Regions from separate parts of the Homo sapiens genome. Here region 2 is linked to region 1. The links are chromatin loops, found by intact Hi-C in ENCODE. Cell type or tissue: PC-3. All regions are shown on one strand. Links, peaks and the distances in the headings refer to the core of each region. The heading gives the core; the rest is flanking DNA.

Evidence for each region. A loop is a pair of places that touch in the nucleus more often than their neighbours do. Peaks named below come from ENCODE experiments on the same cell type or tissue, not always from the same donor. Only the 100,000 strongest peaks of a DNase experiment are listed, where the experiment ranks them.
Region 2: a loop joins it to region 1, with 33 times the contacts of the local background. A loop is called at or near these places in 30 of 110 quality-filtered maps.

The regions. Positions count from the first base shown.
Region 1 is chr6:82,170,684-82,182,835 of GRCh38, forward strand. IBTK (inhibitor of Bruton tyrosine kinase) reads right to left here. Exons shown (of 29, transcript NM_015525.4): 26 at 11,196-11,345; 27 at 2,684-2,755; 28 at 1,697-1,829; 29 at 1-873. The coding sequence ends at 742. Among named protein-coding and RNA genes, the nearest start is that of IBTK, 71 kb to the right of the region's middle. In PC-3, for the core only: a CTCF peak has its summit at 7,569; no DNase peak of the experiment used is centred there; H3K27ac peaks cover 487 bases.
Region 2 is chr6:81,756,011-81,768,162 of GRCh38, forward strand. It overlaps LOC105377873 (a long non-coding RNA gene), which reads right to left. Exons shown (of 3, transcript XR_942729.3): 2 at 11,587-11,717; 3 at 4,285-8,547. It overlaps LOC124900219 (small nucleolar RNA SNORA70), which reads left to right and starts at 8,014; the gene lies at 8,014-8,146. In PC-3, for the core only: no CTCF peak of the experiment used is centred there; no DNase peak of the experiment used is centred there; H3K27ac peaks cover 697 bases.

The DNA of each region.
Region 1 (12,152 bases), core at 4,854-9,853:
TTTTTAAGATCCTCCATCCCACCAAAAATAACCCACAATGACTCCAAATCTTGTTTTTCTTTTTTAAAACGCTATTCTCTTGGGACTAAACTGTTCAGAATAATCAGTATTCTTATTCCCTTTCCACTGTACTCTACTGCTCAATGCAAAATGGAGAATATGTGGTCCAAATAGAAATATGGCATTTGTGCAGGTCAAGCTTTGAAGAGACATGGACCACATGATTAGCCTGATTTTTAAAAAGCAACAAGAATGGTGACACAACTATTACACCAAACACAAAATTCTGGCCATTAATGAATCAGAAGTAATAACTGATGCTCCTACTTTAAATTCATCAATGCCATATTTAAGAAGTCAAGCAACAACACATACTTGGCAAAATCTTCTAAATTCTCAAGTTATCAAACAAAAAAGTTATTTTTAATACTTTACCCCCCTTATATCTTATGATTCAATCACTTATATTTTCCTTTGTTAGATTATTCAGAAGAAACAATTCTATTTAACCTTAATAAGTTTTTGTCTCACACATTTTATATAAAGTTACTAAAATCACAATTCTGAGAAATTTATTTTTAATCATACAAACATTATATGATTTAACTGCAGTAAAGAAATTATATCTTTTCTTAATCTATTTAGAATGATATTACAAAATCTCTAAGACTCTTTTCCACAGCTTTTCTTTATATGAACAAACTCATAATTATGTAAAATGCATCTCAACTCCACAGTGAACTAGCATCCATGCTTATTCCACATAGGTACTGCCAGTGGTCCCTGCGGTGTCCTTTCAACAATGACAAACTCTTCAGGGTTGCCAAATGCCTCATAGAAAACCAATAAATCTTGTATGGCATGCTCCTCAATCTGAAAGGAGGAAGGGAAAGAAGACTCTTTACTCTTTTAATTATAAACTAAGCAGGATGTATTTGCCTTCCAATTTCCTTTTGAGGAACTATCACTTTCCATGGATACAATACAGTGAAATTAAATCAGGTATCCTGCATTTTAAATCAGGTATCCTGCTATCTCTGTGGCAAGGAGAAAGCTTGAGGTGTGAGGTAGAATCATGAGATACCCATGCGCTCTTCAATTTGAATCTTGAGCAGAAGGAAAAAGAAACTGAAAATGGTTGCTAAAATTCATTCATTCCAATAGCTTTATTCTGTGAGATACTTTCTGTTGTTGTACAAGTCTTCTAAATCTTGCTTCTGAGCTTTCCAGTGCTACTATGCGTCTTTTCTGTTTCCAAGCCTGGCTGTCTGGTCTTTCAGCTAAGTCTATGGAATCTTAATATCCCTCAAATAAATTATCTTTTCCTTAAGTTAGCCAGAGTGGGCTTCTGTTGCTTACAATCTTAGAATTCTTACTGATACAGAAGCCAAGTGCAGCACTAGAGAATACTGCCAAATTCTCTACTGGTCATTTTAAAAAAACTAAAATAATCCAAAGTATCACCAAAGCAAAAATATAAGCTTTATCATAATTTATTAGTCATAAATTAATTGCCCTGAATATCTACAACTAATACATACACTGCTAGATGCCTCAGTTTAATTTTACCTGGCATTTACATTTTAATTTCATAGATACAAGCACCTGTCCAAAACAAACAAACACGATTTTCTTAAAACCTAAGTAGGAAATGTAGTTCTTCTCTAAATTAAACCCTACTAAGTATGTTATTTACCTGAATCAGAGCCAACGGTTTTTCTCGACTTCTAATAAGAGCTGCTTCTTGTTGTAGTTCTTCTTCTACAATAGATGCAAAAGTGACTGGGGCTACCATGGATGGAGCAGTCACTGAAGAAGATAGCCAGGGACTGAAAGAATAATAATAATGAGTTTCATTCATCTTCCTAAATTTTTGCATGCAAAATTTTCTCTGAAATACTTTTTAGCAATGCTACAATTCTTTCCAGTGACCTACAATGAACGAACCTGGAAGCTTTCACAGAGATTACAGAATGATGAGTTTCACTCATCTTCCTAAATTTTTGCATGCAAAATTTTCTCTGAAATACTCTTTAGCAATGCTACAATTTTTTCCAGTGACCTACGATGAGCGAACCTGGAAGCTTTCGCAGAGATTACAGAATGATGAGGTGAGAAACAGAAAAACAGAAGAACTAATGTTTTATTTGGACCAGTATTAGAGAGAAAATTTTGGAAAGTACCAGGAAATGGGGAGGGAGCAGAAACAACATAACTGAACAGAAAGGTAACTCAAACTACAGTACGGAGAGGATACAAGTAATACATTCTACTCAATACCATACTATTCCCAATTTCTTAACATTCTCTTATTCTCTTTTTTTTTTTTTTTTTTTGAGACAGAGTCTCACTGTGTCGCCCCGGCTGGAGTACAGTGGCATGATCGCGGCTCAATGCAATCTCTGCCTCCCAGGTTCAAACGATTCTCCTGTCCTAGCTTCATGAGTAGCTGGCATCACAGGCATGCGCCACCATGCCCAGCTAAGTTTTGTATTTTTAGTAAAGACAGGGTTTTGCCATGTTGGCTAGGCTGGTCTTGAACTCCTGACCTCAGATGATCCACCCGCCTCAGTCTCCCAGAGTGCTGGGATTATAGGCATGAGCCACTGCACTCAGCCTTAATGTTTTCAATGCTAAGCAGCAACTTAGCTTTGGAGGCCCATAACTTATCAATTAACCTTACTTGGGACTGTCTAGAAGTGGTAAATCTGAAATATGGTTGCCTTCTGGTCCTGGGGTACCATGGGTAGAGCATCTGCAAAACAAATGCCAAAATTAAAGATTAAAGCTTCTAGTAATATTAGTCAAACTGCTTATTAATAGATACAGAGGAAGAATTGTAAACTCCTGACTCCAGAGGCAAATTAAATGAGTGCAGTCAAGCTTACCTTTAAAATTATAAGTAAACAAAATAATCTATATTTATAAAACCTTCTGTATAAAATATCATAGAGAAAGATACTGCAAGAAATAGCCTATTTCTAATAATAAATATATATATACACACACCAGATAAACCAATAATCTCTAAATCAGATAATTAACAGCCGAATTTTGTAAGGAACTAATATACTTTATGAGCAAAGGATTACAGATAGGACAGAAATATAAAATATGATCTTTACCTTCTAAGAATTCACAAGCTAGTTGAGGAAACAACATACAAAATGACATATAAAATAACAGAACAGAATTTAAGACAGTATAACAAATTGAGTCACACTGGCTATAACAACTATAAAAATCACAATATTTAATCATTTGAGAGGGCCTCATGGATGGAATGAACTTGAGAAGATAATAAAAAAGAGGTATATGATGAAAGCAGTAAGAAGCATTCCAGTAAGGAGAAAAACTTAAAAAGGTACAATACAGATGGACCTAATTATGGAATTTTACAGCTAGAAAGGTCCCTAGAGATTATCTAGATTGCTCCAATGCTCTCTTTCAGCAATGAGAAAACTGAGGACTAGACAGGTTTAACAACACAAAGTCAAACAGAGAGTAAATTAACAGGACCTAAAATATTGACTTCGTGATTCATTTATACACATTTATTGAGCATGTCAGGATTACTGTAGGTGCTAAAAATCAGGCTGATTAAAACCCAATCTTCTCCCCTCAAAAAATTCTGATGGGGAAGATTTAAAAATATACTTAAGCAATGATAAAACAATGTATAAAGTACTATGGATGCACAGAAGAAAAAATACAATATGGAAGATTGTATATACTGATGGCTTCACTGAGGAAATGACATTAAAGCTGAGGAGACGTACAATTAGAAAGAATTTTGGTTGTACAAATACATGGACCTAAAAAAGATTTCAGTTATTTAAGTAAAGGCAGGCTGTTCTCTTCAATAAGCAAAGAATGCCTGAATTCAGGGTAAGGAAGAAACTTAAAGAGAAATAAAGTTTAAAAGAAACAATAGAGCCAGAGTACAAAATGCACTGAAAGCTAAAATGTTTAGCCCTAATGTGTGGGCAAACAAATTTACTAAAAGCCTAAGTACTTCATGTGTATTATCCCATTTAATCTTTGCAATACCCTGTGAAGAAAGCATATATTAACTATTATAGAGATTAAAAAACAAACTCAAAGAATATTATATAATTTGTCTGATTAACAAGTTAGATAAGTAGCAGAGAGATAACAAAAATCTGGTCTTTTTGATTTAGAGTACAGTGTTTTTTCCATGATCACACAGCTACCTTTATTTTTACTATTCCCCTTATTCTGGAATATATTCCACTTCAAATGTCTTCTCACTCTTTTACAGTTGGCTCAAATGTCACCTTCTCTCTCCTCCTACAAAACTTCAATCATTATGATAAAGCATCACACACTGTTATTATTGTTTACATGTCAATCTTAACTGCTAGACTAGTCTCTTGGGGAACAGGACTGTGTTTCATTCATCTTTGTATCTCAGTGTCCACCAGAATACTTGGAAATAGTCGTTTATGAAAAATTAATTAGAAAATTAACGACTGAAACAGAAACTCAAAGGGTATTTTTTTAGTATACGATAATGAAAAGCAGAGGTTTTTAGGTTCTTTATTGCTTTAAATTACTGATAACTTTTCTTAGAGATATAAGTACTGAATTACAAACTGATATAAGCCTTGTAGTAAGCCTGCATGATAGGTATTACTACTCTCATTTCCATATTATGAAACTGAGGTACAGAAAGACTCAGAAAGAGCTGTATAATGTTATACTGAATCTCAAATATGTTTCCTAAGACTACAATTCCATAACTTTTTCCACTCATGATGTTTCAACGGATAATTTCATTAATTACAAATTTATCCAATGTGGAGTCTGTCAAAATTTCTTCTTAAAATGAACCAAATTTGTCAAATAAAATAGAGCTATGATTAAACAAATATCAAAAACATTCTAAACTTTCAAATAATAAATATAGCATTATTGAGTTTTCAACATTAGCAACATAGAAGTAGATATCGCAAGAGACAATCTGTAGAAAATTTAGCCTTCTGAAAATAAACAGCAACATAAAAAGGTTAACTGAAATTTTCCTTAAAAGATTTTTGTTCTGGCCAGGTGCAGTGGCTCACGCCTGTAATCCCAGCACTTTGGGAGGCCGAGGCAGGCGGATCACCTGAGGTCAGGAGTTCGAGACCACCCTGACCAACATGGAGAAATCCCATCTCTACTAAAAATACAAAATTAGCCAGGCTTGGTGGCGCATACCTGTAATCCCAGCTACTAGGGTGGCGGAGGCAGGAGAATCGCTTGAACCCAGGAGGCAGAGGTTGCGGTGAGCTGAGATCAAGCCATTGCACTCCAGCCTGGGCAACAAGAACGAAACTCCATCTCAAAAAAAAAAAAAGATTTTTGTTCAAACCAAAAAACATTAATATTGTCACATTTACACTTTAAAGGAACTAAATTATTCTTTGCTCAGTTGGCCTTAAAAAAATTGTACTGGCTTAATTAGAAAGATTTTTATATCAGATTGGAGCTGATATAATCACAGAATAATTTTTTTCTCACAAGTAGTTTTTTTCACTAATTAGAAACACAAGCTCAGCTGGGCACAGTGGCTCACACCTGGAATCCCAGCACTTTGGGAGGCTGTGGGCAGATCACCTGAGGTCAGGAGTTCGAGACTAGCCTGGCCAACATGGCAAAACCCTGTCTGTATTAAAAATATAAAAATCAGCCAGGCATGGTGGCAGGCGCCTGTAGTCCCAGCTACTGGGGAGGCTGAGGCTAGAGAATCACTTGAACCTGGGAGGCAGAGGTTGCAGTGAGCGGAGATCACGCCATTGCACTCCATCCTGGGTGACAAGAGCGAGAGTCCGTCTCAAAAAAAAAAAAAAAAAAAGAAACACAAGCTTACATTTTCTTTCCAGAATTACATAAGGGGACATTTCAGTGAAAGGAAAATGAGAAATAAAAGCACATGAAATAAAAAAGAATACCTAAGTAACAATAAACAAATAAAAATTGTACAAATTGCTCACTTTTAGATGTTAACACCCTCAAACAACATTGTCATTCTTGCCCTAACCTTGGAAAAAAATCACATTTTCTAGAACTAAAACAAGAATGTATAATTTGTGGAATTTCCTGAGATGAGTCCCCCACCCCTGGCACCCTAACTCCCCAAAGGACCATAAGCATTCCTATCTTCTTAACTCCCACGATTTCCTCTGTTTATACTGCCCCATCTTCTCTTATTTCTTCTTTTAAAAATCCCATCCTGTATTCAAAAGCTTATGACAATGAAAGGAATCAAGAATTAAGTGATCTCTTTTTTTCTAATGTTTTTCACATGCTTATAAATATAATAATAAAATATTTGGAAATGAATATAAAAAGTGCTTATGAACTGACCCAGCTCAAGCCCTTCTTCTGCAATGAAGTCTTCCTGACAACACCAGCCCATGCTCAGTTTTTCTTCTCAGAACCACTCATTTGGTACTTCATCATATTGTAATCTCTTTAATACTTCCATATTGTATCGTAATTTCTTTTTGTTTTGTTGTTGTTGTTGTTGTTGTTGTTTTTGGAGACAGAGTCTCACTCTGTCGCTCAGGCTGGAGTGCGGTGACGTGATCCTGGCTCACTGCAACTTCCACCTCCTGGGTTCAAGCAATTCTCCTGCCTCAGCCTCCCTAGTAGCTAAATTACAGACATGCACCACTATGCCTGGCTAGCTTATTTATTTATTTACTTATTTATTTCTCTTTTTATTTATTTATTTATTTTTTGAGATGGAGTTTCACTCTTGTTGCCCAGGCTGGAGTGCAATGGCACAATCTCGGCTCACCACAACCTCCGCCTCCTGGGTTCAAGCAATTTTCCTTCCTTAGCCTCCCAAGTAGCTGGGATTACAGGCATGTGCCACCCCTGGCCCGGCTAATTTTATATTTTTAGTAGAGATAGGGTTTCTCCATGTTGGTCAGGCTGGTCTTGAAGTCCCGACCTCAGGTGATTTGCCTGCCTCGGCCTCCCAAAGTGCTGAGATTACAGGCATGAGCCACCACGCCCGGCCTAATTTTTGTATTTTTAGTAGAGACAAGGTTTCCCCATGTTGGCCAGGCTTGTCTCAAACTCCTGGCCTCATGTGATCCGCCCACATCAGCCCCACAAAGTGCTGGGATTACAGGCATGAGCCACAGCGCCTGGCCCTTGTATCGTAATTTCATTCTTATTCTGTCATTTAACTTCCATGTATGTATATTAATATTTATCAACTAGATTTCAGACACATTAAAGGCTGCACCTATACATTCTACTTTTATATATACCCAACACAGGCCAGTACCAGGTAGCCCATAATTTGCAAATTAATGAATATTTTAGTTTGTCTGTAATGTTTAATATTTCCTTTTTAAAAAAGCATACTTATTATGTTTTCTATGATGGAAAAAAACCCTGAAACTCAAAGCTATCTGTCTTCTTTCTCAGAATCACTAGCAGTGATAGCCAAAGCTATTTAAAACATTAACTCCCATACCAAAAATACTGAAGCTATGGATATATCATACTGTCATAAACTCCATTGAGTCAAACTTCCAAAGCAGTATAACAGGGCACACTTATAATTAAGAGCCCTGATGTTATAGCACACTCTAGTGATCAACTATGAAACCACAGATCCATATTTTAAGTTCCATGACAAATCGTTATATATCTAAAGACTTTTTTTTAAGTTTCAATGAATATTAATATTTAAAATATAAAAATACAAAACTTATCTTAATTTTCATACCTTTAAATTGATATATCTAAGACATGCAATATAACTCACTACATTAGAAACAAATGTTACTTGAAACAGGGTTACAATTTCAATTAATTTACTCATTCATTCACCAGACTCACTGAGCACCCAATACATGCCAGAAGCTAATATGAACACTGGTAGTAAAATGATGAGCAAAGACAAACATCCTCCTTGCTCTCATTGAACATATAATTAAACATACAAACATGAAAATACTTAGAGTAGACAAATATTAAAGAATCACACTAATAAATATGGAACGTACAATAAAAAAGAAGTACTATGAGAACAAACAACAGCAAACTGCCCCAGTAAGTCAGACTTCTCCAAAGAATATAACTGAATAGATATTGAAAGAAGAGTCAGAGTCGTCAGTCTGTCAAAGAGTAAGGAGGTGGAAAGAAGGAAAGTGCATTTGAGAACTAAGAGAAGGCCAAGATGACTAGAATACAGAGATCAGGTTACAAAATCAAGTTAAAGACAGTTGGCAGGAGCCAGACTATGTAGGCCTTGAAGGCCATGTTAAGAATGCTATAGCTTTTCTCTTAAAAGCAGTAAACTCCAAATTTTAAAAAAGAACATACTGGCTTAATATATTTGGAGTAAAGAAAGGCAAGACCAGTCAGGAGGGTAACTCTGGTGGCCCAGGTGAAGTATCACACCAGACTGACTCAGAGGTGATAGCACTGGAGATAAAATTTAGTATATGGATTTGAGAAATATTTAAGAGATAAAAGTGGAATGCTCTAACAGTAGACTGAATATTTGTGAAGAAAATGGAAGTGCCAAAGACACAAATTCTTCCTATTTACTGAGGAAGAAGATTCCGAAAAAACAGGCTGTTCTATGTTTTGTCTATATTTTTGTTTGATTTTGGTTTTATGAGATGGGTATGAGGAAAACATTAAGTTTAGTTTTGGACATGAAGTTTGTGGTCTTTCTGAACATCCAGATAGAATGGTAGGGTCAATAAGAGATAATTAAGTCTAAAGTTCAGATGATAGATATGGGCAAGAGATATAAATTTTGAGACTTTAGTACATGTCTGACGACTGAACATATGCTCATTAAATGGATAGTGTAGAAAGAATATAAAGTGAAATAAGACGACGACCAGTAATTGAACTTCAAGTATGATGAGTCACATAAAAAGTGGATGGTGTTGGCAATACAAAGGTCACTGTTGAACTTAGCCTGTACTGGTACTGTTTCAGTTTAGTAATGGGGCTGGGAGATAGAATCAATTACGGACTGATTGGGAGGTGACAACTCTTTTGAGAAATCTGGCTGTGAAGTGGATGGAGAATTGGTAATGATAGGACAACTGATAGAAGAAAGTGTGCCCAGACCACATGAGAGACCTGAGCACATTCAAAACCAGAGGGGAAGAATCTAGTTAAAAGGAAAATGTTGAATCTTACACAAGAAAGGAAAGGGGTAATTAATAGTTTTCAGGCTTCTGAAATGGGAAGCATTAAGATAAAAGCACAGGTATTGGCCTAAGATAGGAGAGATAACTCTTCTATGACAAAACAAGAAAGGAGGATAGTTCTATATAGGCAGGGGCTAATTTGTTCACCATAGGCAGGGGCTAATTTGTTCACCACTGCAACTCTAGTACTTAGCATAATGTTTGACACAAAGCTCATAATCAATAAATGTTTGATAGACAATTTTAAGACTATGTACCTAGTTTTATATTTATAAGCCTATCATAATTATAATTGTAATTTATAAATATGCAAAAAGGCTTAATCTGCTTCATATGTTAGTATTCCATTTAAGGTTTTTTTATTTTGTTTTGTTTTGTTTTTTGAGACGGGGTCTCCCTCTGTCACTCAGGCTGGAGTGCAGTGGCACAATCATGGCTAACTGCAGCCTTTACCTCCCAGGCTCAAGCAATCCTCCCACCCAGCCTCCTGAATAGCTGGGACTACGTGCACATGCCACCAAGCCGAGCTAATTTATTTTTCTTGCTATTTTTTGTAGAGACAGGGTTTCATCATGTTGCCAGGCTGGTCTTGAACCCCTGGACTCAAGTGATCTGCCCACCTCGGCCTCCCAAAGTGCTAGGATTACAGGCATTAAGCCACTGAACTCAGCCTAAGATTTTAATTTTAAAATAGTATTTTAATGCTAGAAGTATTAGACAAGTTAGGGAGATGACTTCAGATATTTTTTGCTCTTTGATTTTCTGTATTGCAAGAAAACGGCTCAAGAACTTTCCGCCTAAATCTAAGTATCTGTAAAAAAGAAGACAGTCACAATAGTAACAATAAAAATATGCCTAAACATTTAATCTAAATCAGGAGTTTCCAAACATTGTTGTCAGAAGACTTTGATAGTTCCTCAGGACAGGTAAAGTGACATTAAACTAGTATAGCTCCCAGTCTCTGTTCCTTGCTTCAGTCAGAAAAGTTTATATTATCTGTTTGATGCACTTGAATTGGACATAACATATCTTACTTATTTTGTTTTGTTTTGTCTGAGACCAGGTCTCACTCTGTCACCCATGCTGGAGTGCAGTGGTTTGATCACAGCTCACTGAAAATACTGCTTTTAAATTATAGATAGATTTTGATGTTTCATGTAGGCATTTAAAATATGAAACTTTTTTTTAAATACATTGGACTTTCTAAAGCAGTATCAAAAATAGCTAGGCCAGGTGTGGCGGCTCATGCCTGTAATCCTAGAACTTTGGGAGGCTGAGGTAGAAGAACTGCTTGAGGCCAGGGGTTTGAGACCAGCCTGGGCAACATAATGAGACCCCCATCTCTACTTTCATGAAAATTAAAATTAAAAAATAGCTAGAGAAAAAATTGCAAATACCTAAAGGTCCATCAACAGATGCACAGATAAACACATTGATGTGGTATACCCATACAATGAAATACTATTCAGTAGTGAAACAGAATCAATGGATACCCATAACAGCATGAATAAATCTCAAAATAATTATGCTGAGTAAAAGAAGACAGATTTTACAATGGGTACATACTGCACGACCCTGCTGATATAAAACTCTAAAATGTACAAGCTAATCTTTATTGGTAGATTAGTAGCTGCTTGGGAGGGGGAAACAGAAGGAAGAGAGGAAGGGATTACAAAGGGACATGACAAAACATCTGAAAATGATGCTTATGTTCACTATTTTGAATGTTGTGTTGGTGTCATAGGTGTATATATACGCTGAAACTACAGAATGTATACTTTAAATATACGCAATTGATTTTAAGTCAATTATATCTCCGTAACCGTTTCAATTTTTTTTAAGTGGGGAAGGAATTTAAACATGCTAATTTTAATTCTGAATGTAAAAGAGTGTACAAAAAATCTGCCTCATAAAGTTTTAAGGATTATTTCAGAACATAAAACCACCACAGAATATTTTAAGGTAGAAAATGTATTAGTTTTAAGTTTGTTTTATTACCTGACAATTTTTGGTGCCTGAGAATTTTCAATTCCTTTAAAAGAAACTTTTTTGACATGATCGCCTGAACTATGGCTAGTAACAGACTTTTTTTCTTCTAGTAAGAAATCCCGGAATGACTTGGATGAAACTGAATGCAGAGAAGATGCCCTGCAAAAGAAAGCAAAGATCATGTTAAAACATCCATTTTGTAAAAGGGCATTGCTGGAAGTTATAAGAGAACAATAAGAACGTATACCAAAAATTTTACAATATACAATTGCAGTTTTCAATGTGATGTTGGATTCTTGCTGCCAATTGTGAAATATCCAAAACTATTCCATAAGAAAAACCAATCAATGAAGACCAAGTCTAGAGATAACTCAGATGTTAAAATTAGCAATATTAAAATAGCTATTACAATTATGCATCAGATAACAACAACAAAAGCTCATTAAAAATAGGTAAGTTCGGCAAAAGAAAAGAAACTATTAAAAAAAGAGCAAAATGAAAATTCAAGAATTTTTAATATATTTTTAAAAATTCACTGTATAGATGGAAGAGTCGGTAAACTTGAAGATAAACCAAAAGAAATTTTTGAATCTGAAAAACAAAAAAGAGAAGTTGAAGAAAATTATTCCATAGTGAGTTATAAGATAAAATCAAAAGGTCTGCCATATGTGTTAACTGAAGTCCCAGAAATAAAGAAGAGAGATACGGCAGAGAAAAAGAAACAATGGCCAAAATTTTCCCAAATTTGGTGGAAGATATAAATTTAAAGACTCCAGAATTTTGGCAAACCCCAAAAAAGATAAAACAAAGAAAACCATATTTAGGCACATAATAAATAAACAGCTGAAAACCAAAGCTAAACAGAAAATCTTGACAGCAGCCATAGAAACACAACACAGAATGAAAATGAGTAGCTTGTTATTTGAAACAATGAAGCCCAAAAGACGATGGAAAGGAATCTTTAAT
Region 2 (12,152 bases), core at 2,754-7,753, 420 kb before region 1:
TTTTTTCTAGATAACCAAAATAATTATGAAATGAGAACGCCTATACTTTCCAAATACATTCACAACTAAGATATTTCTCAACACAGTTACTCTTAGATTAAATTTAGATGCAAAGTTGCTAAATTTTTCCCCCAGGCTTTAGCTTCTGAACCTATTTGATAAATTATTTACTTTCTCCCACTTAAAAGGAAAAAAAAAAACACCTGTGGCAATATGAAGCTCTTAGTTGATAAAGTTAAGACCACCACAAAACTGAAATACGGACAGCCTAAATTTAAACTGCTTTCTAAGCGAGCAGAAAAAAAGTCCTTATCCTGAAAGTTTTAAAGGAAAGCTTTGCATAGAATTTTGAGAAAGAAACACTTATAATTAGTTCATCTTATTTTTAAAGTTACAGTAACAATCAATCTGGACTTAGCAAAATAAGATGTTCAGCTTCGGCCTTAATGATAGTTATTATTATTGAGTTTGTTATTATATCCCAGAAACTCTGCTAAATATTTTATATACATTATTTTTTCTAAACTTTCTCTAAAAACCAGAGCTGTACACATTATATCTCCATAGGAAAGATAGGGCATAAGAAGGTTAAGTAACTTAGAGAAATCACAGAGCCTTGGTTCAGACCCATGCACGTCAGTTCCTTACATTCTGTGACTTGGCTTGTCCCCAGTCTTGTCATATTCCTCCTAGACTTAAACTTGAGCTGGAACTGCACTCTGATTCTTCTTTCTTTCCAAGTTCTGGACATTCAGGTTGGGCATAACTTTGGAGACCAAGTGATTTTATCCTGAAACAACTGCTGAGGGCCAGAATGCACAATGACCTGACAAAGCAGATGGCCACTTCTTCCCCAGCAGCCACGAATGACCTCTGTGGCAGCAGAGAGCTAGCAAGCCAGCACCTTATGGAGAATTTGCAACAAACACCAGACACACTGAAACACAATGGGGTGTTTGAAGACTGCCCCATGTTCAATTAGTGGTACTTTCCCCTTCTTGCCCTGCTTCCTACCTTCTCAAAAATGGTTTCAGAAGATGGGAAGCCACCAAATATGAAATTATTCATTCAAGTTCATACCCAGAAGGAGAGATAGAAGAAAAAAGCACCCACCAGCCCCCACCCCGCCGCCACACACAAAACCTGCCATTAAGCCTGCTACTTCCCTCTCTCATAGCATTCTAGCCAGTCTCCCCCAACATTCCTGTCCTGCTTTTGGTCTTTCCACACCAGCCCTCTCCACTGTCTCTCTTGATTTTCCACCTTCTACCACTTCTGCTCTTGGAACCTTTCTACAAAAAGTGGCATGTACTTCTAGAAGCACCCTGCAATGCAGGCAGAGCAGTGGTAGTGTGAAGAATTTGAGTACTCCCCCACCCTTGTCTGTCCCCCACCTATTTGCTGCCTTTGTGGTGCAAATCCTAGTAATTCCAGAGACCACTGGGGTATTGCATGCTTTTCCAAGCATGCACACACATATGCCTTCTTTGCAGAGTAAACTGAACATCTCTCTGCTGTCCAGTTAGTGTTTGTAGAAAAGCAACTGATCAAAGTGCTTCATGTAAAAATTAAAACTCACTTGGGAAAATAAATTACCTGTTTTCACAGGGAAATGGTGCTTGTGAAATGACGTTTCCTATGTTTCTTCAGAAAATAAAAAATGTTTATTCATTATTCAGGGCCTGTGGAAGATCGGCAACATCCTATGTCATACAGGTTAGTTTGGGAAAAACCATCCAATGTATTACTTGTATATTCTTTGTAATCAACAGATTAGCTTTTATAGTTTTAAACTTTTCAACCCTTTTTCTTCTATATCATCTCATTTTATCTTCAAAACTGTGCTGATCAGCATGAAGTTCTAAGTTTAGAGATGAAGAAAGGCTAGATGATCTTCCCTATATTTACACAGCTAGTTATGGGAAAGTTAAAGTTAGACTCAGTCGCCCTCATCATGCGGCAAAAGCCCTTCTAACCACACTGTTTAATCTTACATCAGTGTGAGTGCATTTAAATGATCAGCATCAAACAGCTAAGTTTAAAGAGATCCTGTAGCGACACAGAGGATTTTTTATGTGGGCTACGTTCTCACCTGTGGACATAGTATAAAGCATCATTACTCTACTGTTGAGCATCTTATAAGTGTAATATCCTAAGATTTTATTTTAAGTGTGTTTATTTGAAGTATATGACCACATAAAAATAACTCCATTGAGAGTTACAGATCAGTGAGTTTAGGAAATTTAATATGCAAGCAGCAAATATGGTCAGACAGACCTACATCATCACTCTTATAATCGAACTTGGTTTGGATTGTCCTTTAACATAATTCTTCATCAGAAAGACTAGCTAGTATTTTCTTATGCTATTATCAGTGTTATTATGCCAGAAGTTCTTCCTGTTGTGACATCTCTGTGAAATTTTGCCGTTTCAATCAGTGTTGCAAGGCGCATGGACCAGACTGTTTTCCTTACTCCAGACAAAAAAGACATTCAAAAGTTACATTCATTTGGCAAAACGTAAACTAGAAATACACTGTATTTTCAAAAACCATCAAATATGAATAAGTAAACTTTAATATTTGTATTATAATTTTTTTGTAAATTTGTGCTGGAATATGTTTAACTGCTCTGAAGAAAGTGTTGATTTTACTTATGGAAACTGTAAGGTTTTGTGAAGAGTACAAGGGAAGAATATAATATATTATTTCTCTTTTCTAGAAGGAATTTAGCCAAAAATGTTTGGGTACCTTGTAAAAAATAAGGCTGTATTCAATGAGTATGTTATATCCAGCTCATCTTGATATATTTTCAGCCTATTCTTACCTGTTCAACATATGTTGATACATTTTTTAGCTACTGATAGTTGATTTTTTATATGAGATTTAAACTTATGGCAGCTGTAGAAGGCCTATTTACTCATATGTATACATAAACCATACATTGATTCAATAATGCATATTTGTTTGAAATAACCTTCTTAGTGTTATTTCTACCATCACTTGTTTTTATCTTTTCCTATTAACTTCCTTCCCTGACCTCAAAATTATCTGTTGCCAAACAAATTACAAATTAAATAGTACAACTAATGTTATCTTGATGTTTGGGAGAAATTACTATGGAATATGATAAGCAACCAAAAAACACATCGTCTTAGAAAGTCTGAAAAACTGAACAAAACATAATAACTAAACAAAAGTTTCTCTTGAAGCTACTCAGAAAATGGACATTTTTAAAACATTTAAAAAAAGAACTGTTCAAACCAGACTCTACGAAGAAAAATATGACTACCTTAAAAACCCTGAGATTGTTAAGTGTAAGTATGGAAACTAGCTGTGGACTTTCTATAGGAAGTCACGCTAAGATGCCAACATTTATTCTGGTAATATGGAATAAAAGAAATTCATGTTTTCTTTCCTAACAAAAGAAAAGGCTTCAAGATGCTAGTAAATTAGGCATTAGCCGAGAAGGTGTAGAGGAGAACAAAAGCTATAAAAGTTATTGATATTTGAACCATGAAAGTGTCTGGCTGGAAGAGATCAGTTTCCAATAAACTACAACTCCTGCAGGGGAGCTGGGAAATAAAAGAGAATTTGGATTGACACATGATTAAGAAGGCTGAATATTGATAGTTTAGATAAGTAAGATATCCCTAAAGGGTAATAGAACTGCCCTCTAGGTTTTGAAATTCATAATTATTTATGGAAGTGAATAATTGATTAGCATAAAAGTGATATTCTTAACATAAACTCATGTCAAAATATTAGAAAGGGAAAAAATATATGGCACTCAAGATTCTTTTCCCAACAATTTCTCCCTGATTTCCATTGAAATTCCAAAGATTTTGGTGGGTTTTTTTTTTTTGTAATTCACTGGAATTAACTCAGCAACCACATCCCACTCTATTTACTTATTGTGAGATCTTTGTGAGCAGTAGTTCGTCATCCTCACACTGACTAGATATGGATTGTGTTGCTGTGTTTTAAAAAAGAAGTATTTCTTGCAAACACTTATGACTTGTCTATGTCTTCTACAAGTCTGGACATGTCTTGGAACATTATCTGTGTTCTGTGGGTTACAAGGCTTGTCGAGGTCAAAGTACTCAGACATGAGACAGGCACCTTGTATACTCCAGAGAGCTAGAAATACTTGGAGATTAAGTCTAGTCCATGCTCAGAGTAGTGCAGAATAGTGTATGTATTTTTAATTCACTATCTTAAAAGTAAATGATAACGTTAAGAATAGTATATTTCACTTTAGTTATTATACATTTATGATTTTTTATATGAGATTTTAATGTTTCAAAGAGATGTTTAAAAATGGTAGATACCCATTTTTCTAGCATCATTTTTATATACTAAATTCAGAAACTTTGTAATTGCCATATAAACTTGTGGAATCATGGAAATCATTTGAATAAATATACTATCATAATATTTGAATTATGTTTTGTAGTACATTGCATTGTATTTCATTATATATATATATAAAATAACTCTAGACCAAGTGCAGGAATGACATAAGAATATTTCCGACATAAAAGTAATTACCCTTTGCATATTGGATCGGTCATTATTTTCAGTCACGCATTCTTCATAAATCAAAGAAATTGAGTTACCATGACTAATTCTTAATCCACTTTGAATCTAAAGATAGCAGACATTTGAATTCAAAGTTTGAAAAACTAATTATTTAGATGTTTTATATACATCATATTTAACAGCCAGATATCTGGCTAAACTTCTTGTTCTTACTCAACTAAAATGGAAATTTTAGTTTTCTTCTAAATTTAATTAAAGATCGATTTGATCCAAACATTTACTCTGGAACTCACATTATAGATTTTGAGTGCCTGTATTGATCAAATTACCCAGAGGCTTTACAAACTGCACTTTATACTGCACTAAAACTTGAGTAAGCCTGGCCTTTGACTCCCCTCCTAATATAGGGCATGGCCCCCTCCCTACCTGTGGGCTGCAGAGTTGAGGGTGGGTGGGGGAGAGCACTGTACAACATAGCCTCCTTGGGAAGTTAGAGTATGTGTGCACACATGTGCTCATTAACTCCCCTAGATTATTTGTTCTTTCACAAATCTTTCTCATTTCCTATTCATTAATACAAATAAATGACTGTTGAATCAATCTAGTGCCATCACCACTGCAACAGACACCTACTGTAAATTCTTTAAGTCTAGTAACTATGGTTACTTAAAAATCACCTAGCAAATAATATAGATTAAATAGCCTAGATATGTTCTGTGTGTCGGATAAAAGTACTCTTTTTACTTAGGGGGATAACATTTTCAGTTGGAATATAGTCAGCTTTAAAATTTTAGTAAGTATCCTCAAAGTTTCCAGTGATTATTTGATGACTCACTTCTAAAGCCTCAGCTACATATGATTAATGGGATTTTACTGCAGATTTAACTTGTCCATCTATTGTTTATCTTTTAATGCTTCTGGGAATACTCCAGAAGCTTCCACCACTATTCTGTTTTTTAATCAAGTGACATATGAAAATTAATCAATTTTGGATTGCAAATTGTGCTCTCATACATGGGATACAGAATTAAAAACATACCATTTCCTTTCCTGAGGATGCTTACTCAAATTCTACAATAATAAGCATATAGCATATATACATTTTGACTAAGACTTTTGTTCTTATTATACTTTAAGGACATTTAAGTATAGTGAATACGTGTCCTAAATCAAAAATAAAAGTATGTGGCCCGACAACTAATATGCTTATAAGGACAAAGGGGCAGTCTATTTGAAATCTCTTCACGTCTTCAGAAATCTGAGATGTATGGTGTTCTTCCATCCATTGTATAGAATTATGCTTCTTTCTTCAGTTCATTCCCATAAAAGCCTCCCTGACAGCAACATTTCTTATTGTCTATTGGCTATTAAGTTACAGCAGAAATTAAATATGGGGAATTCATTCAATATTCACACACCCACAGATATTCTTCCACTTAAAATTAAAGGCTTTTGCATACCTAGTTGAAAGCTGACCATAATGTTAATTTTGTAAAACTGAAATGTAAATTATTCTCCCTAAGCCTATGGACAAATGTAGTATCTCACTGAAAAACATTGTGGCCTTCTCAAACACAGAACCCTCCTGATGCCACTTTGTGTTTTTTAAAAATCAGTTTGGGCTAATAAATGCCCATAAAATATTTTAATATATTTAATTGCTCTAGGAAATTAAATTGAACTTTAATTACAATTAAGTAGAAGATATCAAATATAATGCCATTAGACCATGAGTTGGTTCAGCATCTGTGTTTGATTACATTACCCAAACACATGAAACAGTCAAGTTTCTAAGCTGGTCAACCCCTGCAGGCAGTGACCTGCTGTTTCTTGCCAGTTGAAGTCTGTTTCTGTGTTATTGCTCTTACTGTCAGTAGATGATCCTCACAGTTCCATAAATGCTATTTAACTCTCTATGGTTTCCTATATTTCTTATCTGCTTCATTGTTCTAGAAAAAGATATTCTTTAAAAAAAAAAAAGAAAGGAAGAGGAAGAAAAAGAATGAAAGAGACAGAGGCAGGCATTTGTTGCAGAACTTCACAAACTATGACTAGTCAGGATTTAGGTAATAGTTCAAACCCAAGCCCCAAAATAGCCAGTTCATTTTGTTTATAATAAATTGCAAATCAAAGCAACCTGGTCTGAGGAAGAAAATGGCTTTGTTCCAATGATCTAGAGGCACTAGAGATCAGCTGTCCATGATCCTTTAACCTACGGCAAGGCCATCTTAGTTAAGGCCACATCTTCCTCATTATTTGTTTCTTGGGAAAAGTCAGTGGCTGACGTGGAAACAGCTGAGTGCGTTATTCTAAAATTAAGTGATTAAATCACGAGGCTGAGAATAGGATGCAGGAAACCTGGGGATGGATTTTTTTTCTCATTCTTGAAATTGATTCTTGCTATGAGAACTTATAACAATTAGTCCCATTAAAAGCAGCCCATACTTAATTTCAAGTGGCCACAGTAAACTCTTCAAGGTTGAGACTTGGAGGAAAAAAAAGTAAAAATACTTAGCACAAATCATTACTGAGGAATTAAAAGGAATCAGAAAGATGGGAATCATTGGGAACAGCACTCACAGTACATGTTAGAGCTTTGAAGAAACACTCCCCTAGTGCTTAGCTGAGAAGGGATAAGCCCAAGATTGTGACAGAAGGCCAGGCTGGAAAAACAGAATGGCCGGTATTAGATGAATGTAAATATGTAAATATGCCTTAGAGTATGCCTTAGAGCATGCTAAATGTGCCTTGAAACATGTAAAGTATGCCTTAGAGAATGCCTGGTCCTTTGTAGGCACTCAGGCCAGCTAACTCATCTGCAGGAGCTGGATAGAATGTAATGCTTAGGCATGGAGACCAGCAAAGGCAGAAGAAGGGGCAAAACCCAGGTTGCTCTCCTTCTAGGCATCAGGCCCATGGGAGTTCAAAGATGTTCTCAATCTTACACTGTGGGAGTTATCTCTCAGGGCATCCAGTTTGAGCCTAAGGCAAATTTGGCTGATTCCAAGTTCTACCTGAACTCAAAAACAACTATTATAATATATCCTGCATCTCCATCCTGCAACTGGTGGCTAGTGAGGAGTGATACCATGTGAAAATATCTGTTTGTAGATTTGGAACTGCTGCGGCAGAAATAGGGACTTTTAGTCTCTAGGACAAAGAAGCTTGCAGGTCCCCTTCAACAGTACTGCCCTTGTACAAAGCCAGAAAATTATCTGTGATCTTTATAGCACAGGAAGGACCTCCAAGCTAGAGAAGGGATGGTTCAAGGATGGAAACATCTTTCTTATTAAAACACCACATAAAATTCTGTGAGTTCTGAATCAAGAAAGAACCTCCAGCTGGTGGGAGCTGACCCCACCAGCAACCTCTGACTCTTTTCTATGAACACTGCCTTTCTCTAGAGTTCTGTCACTCTGATTACCACTGTCACCCCGAATTCTGGAACTCAGCAGACTTTTAAAATTATTCATCTGCAGTCAATTAAGCCAGCTGTACTCCTTTCCTCACAGGGGCTCGGTGTAATGGCTGCAAACAACAGCCTCCTTTGTTGTATACACAGCTTGTTTCTTGTATGGGTTGCTCTAAAGAACATAGGAGACAGCCGTTTCCAATGTATGTTTATGCCTCTGACCTTTGACCTTGCACTGTTCCCATTGTAGGCTCCAGACAGGTGTGCAGGGTATCTCTAGAAAGCCCCAGGGTACCATGGCCAGAATTTACATTGGTAAGTCATCATGTCCATCCATACCAAGGTGCAGAACAAGGAGCATGTGACTGAGTCCCTACACAGGGCCAAGTTCAAGTTGCTTGGCCACATCACAAAGAAATGGGGCTCTATCAAGTTTAATGCAGATGAATCTGAAGACATGGTAGTTGAGAAGTGTCTTATCTCAGATGGCTGTGGGGTCAAATGCATCCCCAGTCATGGCTCCGCAACAAGTGTCAGGCCTTGCACTCAGGAAGGCTTCCACTGTTCTGCTGTCTCTTAGGCTCACCAATACTTTCTGACAAAGAAAAAAAAATGTTAGCATATGTTTAACCAAACCCTTTCTTTCCTTCATCCTTCTTATCAAAGTAGAGGCATGTAGAATTTTCCAAATTAATGTAATTCGGTATTACACAAAAATGAAAAGGCAGGCATTACAGGCAAGCTACATTGCGTAAAGTCACAATTCCAAAGTTTTAAGTCCTTGATCCTAAGATGAACATATCCAGCCCTAAAAGACTTCACTATCTCTTGCTGTGAGTCCTCCACCCACCCCCATCCTGCCTGTTATTTGGTCAGTTTTCTAGCTGTCATATTTTCTTTCCATCTTTCCAAGTGTGGTAAGTGTTCAAACAATGGGTTGAAATAAAAAATAAGAAGGAATGATCCACTGTAACTGGGATGGTTAAAAAAGGTGTCTTTGTAGAGAAAAGACCAGACTAAAGAGTAAACACCAGCCAGTCATGAGAAGTTGAGAAAAGAGTGTTCCTGGCAGAGGGAGCAACTTGTACCTGGGCAGGCAAGAATCTCTTGTACTGGAGGAACTCAAATGTGTTCTATGGAACCAGAGCATGCAGAGGAAGGGAGAGATGGCATGAGATTAGGCTGAACAGAATGTCAAAGTTCAGATCATGTAGGTTGTGGTGAGGAGTTTGAAAGATTTTAGATTTTTTGTGTAAGTGTTAGAAGCTATTGAAGGCTTTGAGCAGGAGAGTTGCATGACTGGATTTATCTTTTGAGATCCTTTTTGCTGCTGTATGGGGAATTCATGAGGGAAAAATAGAAGAGAAATGGGTTAATAGACTGCTGCAGATATCTGGGCAAATGATGATACTATCTTAGATTACTGCTATTCAAACTGTAGGTCACAACCCATCAGGGTTATATAGTCATTTTAGTGTTTTTTTTTGTGTAATGTAAGATATAATTACCTTTCTTAGAAAATATCATCTTTTTTTTTTTTTTAAATTTTAAAGCTGGGTGTCCTGGGGGAGACATCACATGTCAGCAGGTTCCGTGATGTCCCCTGAGCTGAAAAACCAGCAAGTTTTTATTAGGGATTTTCAAAAGGGGAGGGAGTGTATGAATAGGGTGTGGGTCACAGAGATCACATGCTTCACAAGGTAATAGAATATCACAAGGCAAATGTAGGCAGGGCGAGATCACAGGACCACAGGACCAGGGCGAAATTAAAATTGCTAATGAAGTTTCGGGCTCCAGTACATATAAAGAGACTTATTAAGAAAAGATCATCTTAATAAGTCTCTTTATATGTACTGGAGCACATTGGATTTAAAATTTTGGGATATGCTTTTAACCCGATGAGAAAATAGGTTAATAATAAATTGTCACTGAAAATCAGAAATGTGACTTGGAAAGAAAAGGTACATGTCATGGGCAATTACAGATGCAGAAATCCTTTAATTATAAAGCATGCCCTTACCTGAGGAACTTTATACTATGCTGACATGAGGCTACATCTAATAATAAGCCTTTTCATTTTACACACACAAACACACACCCACGATCTATGAACATGTTAAGACCCATATGTTCAAACAACCCATTTACAAATTGCTAGATGGGACCAGCATGAGCGCCTTACTCCCTTCACCAAATGAAGAAAGCAATTTTGTTATTTCATCACCTTTCTTCTTCCTGGAGTCCTGACAGCATCAGTTATAACAGCATGCCTCTTTTCCCTCATTTTATCAAACACCAGTCTTGCATTTGAGTAGGTGACAAACAAAGATGGCAGCTGTATTTTCCTAGTAGAATCTTAGAGCTCTTCAGAGTCACAAGAATGAGCCTCTAATGGCAGAAAATTAAATCCTAGAGGAAATAACACTAATGGCTACTTAAGATATCTTCCCCCATTGCTTCTCAATCCAGACCACTTAGGTAACTGCATATGTTGTTGTCCATGCATTTTGATAGAGCCATCCAGAGAACCACTCCTGACCTGAGTAGTTGTGCTGCTGACTCTACTGTAAAGCCATTCCTGTGCCAGATGAACCACAGAATTTCAGCAAGTAAGGAGCTAAAGACAGGGGAGCGTTGTAATCTTCAATCTGTTTCTTCATTCTCAAACCTCACAATGTTGGCTCTTTCTGCAGAATTTCAGTTTGTGTTTTATTCACTGAGGAAGTCTGGTACGTAGAAAAGCTTCCTCTTAGCATAGATAAGGCTAACAGGCTAACAGTTATTTGGGTAAGTAGGATTAATTATCAGGAAGCTGTTGATAGTTAATGGCTGACCTGTAAAAACCTGGTTAGAATGAGGTCAGCTAAAATAATAGGGTCTATTTTAAGTTTGGGTCATATAAGACGTCATTAAGGATCACATTATTTCAGCAAAGAAAATATTGCAGAGAGTTATCCTTTTAAAAGAAAATAGCCTTTCTGCTGGAAAGCTTCCAAACCACACCATTGCAAAACCTAAACACTTCAAACCATTGAATGCTAATGTTTAACTGCCTAGCTCTAGTTGTCTTGCAAACCTTTTCCCCTTTGGTAATTGACTTTTTCTGCAATCCAGGTGTCGTTCGGTGTTTTATCCCAATTTTGTTTCTTATGCTGAAGAAAACATATTTTCATTGCCTAGGGGTTAATTTTTTGAACCCCACATAATGTAGAATATATTCTACTCTGTTGCTTGTGATTAAGAGTAGTAATCAGCATTTTACTAGAGTTGAGGAAAGCAGCAAAGGGAAGGGCTAGCCCAAGGCATAATTGGGAAATGCCTGAAATTTTAAAGCCTTTGCCTCATAATTTGTCATTTAACTATTTTTGTGCCTTAATCTCTTGTTCAGTCACTTAGAGCTGCATGACCCCCTCTAAGCTTCAGTTTCCTCCTGTTGCAGGATTGACTGCACACAGTGCAGTGTGCAGCACATTCCCTGAGGCATAGTAAATGTTCAGAAATTGGTAGGTTATCATCATCATCCTCATCAACATTCCTAAACCTCGGGACTAAGGGATATTTCATATTGACTTATGATGAAATTGTTTGTAAAACATTTGCTTTTAATTTTATTCTCAAAGACTAAAAAACTTACCAAGCCCAAAGGAATGTGCCTCTAGTTCTAGTATTTGAGGCCACCACAGGAGGTGGAGAAGAAATGTGGTAGCGAGTGCGGGAGTCTTCCCTCCTTTGTAGTGCTGACAGCTACCTGTTCATTAGACTGGCCTTGTTGAAAAAAAATGATAATATGAGTCAGGCATGGGGACCAAGACAACATGCGGGACCTGCCCTGCTTACACCAGAGCAAGAGAGCCCATGTCCTGGTCCAGTTCCAAAGCCACTCCCCTGGCAGAACACCTGTCTGGATTCTTCCTCCTCCCTCCTGTCACCAAGATTCAGTGAAGAGTCTAATTAGTTAGTGGATGTTTAAATGCTGTATTGGAGGGGCAGATATAAGATCTGTGGGATCTAAAGATTATATAATTATGGGGGAACTCTTTAAAAGAATACAAAATTATAAGTAATAGATATGTGTGAATATTTAGTTAAGATGAGAAATCACCACAAAGTATACATATAAACAGCTAACAAATACCACAAACATAAAAAATCCAGAAAAATATTTATTAATTAAATCCCTGATTCATCCTACACTTTTTT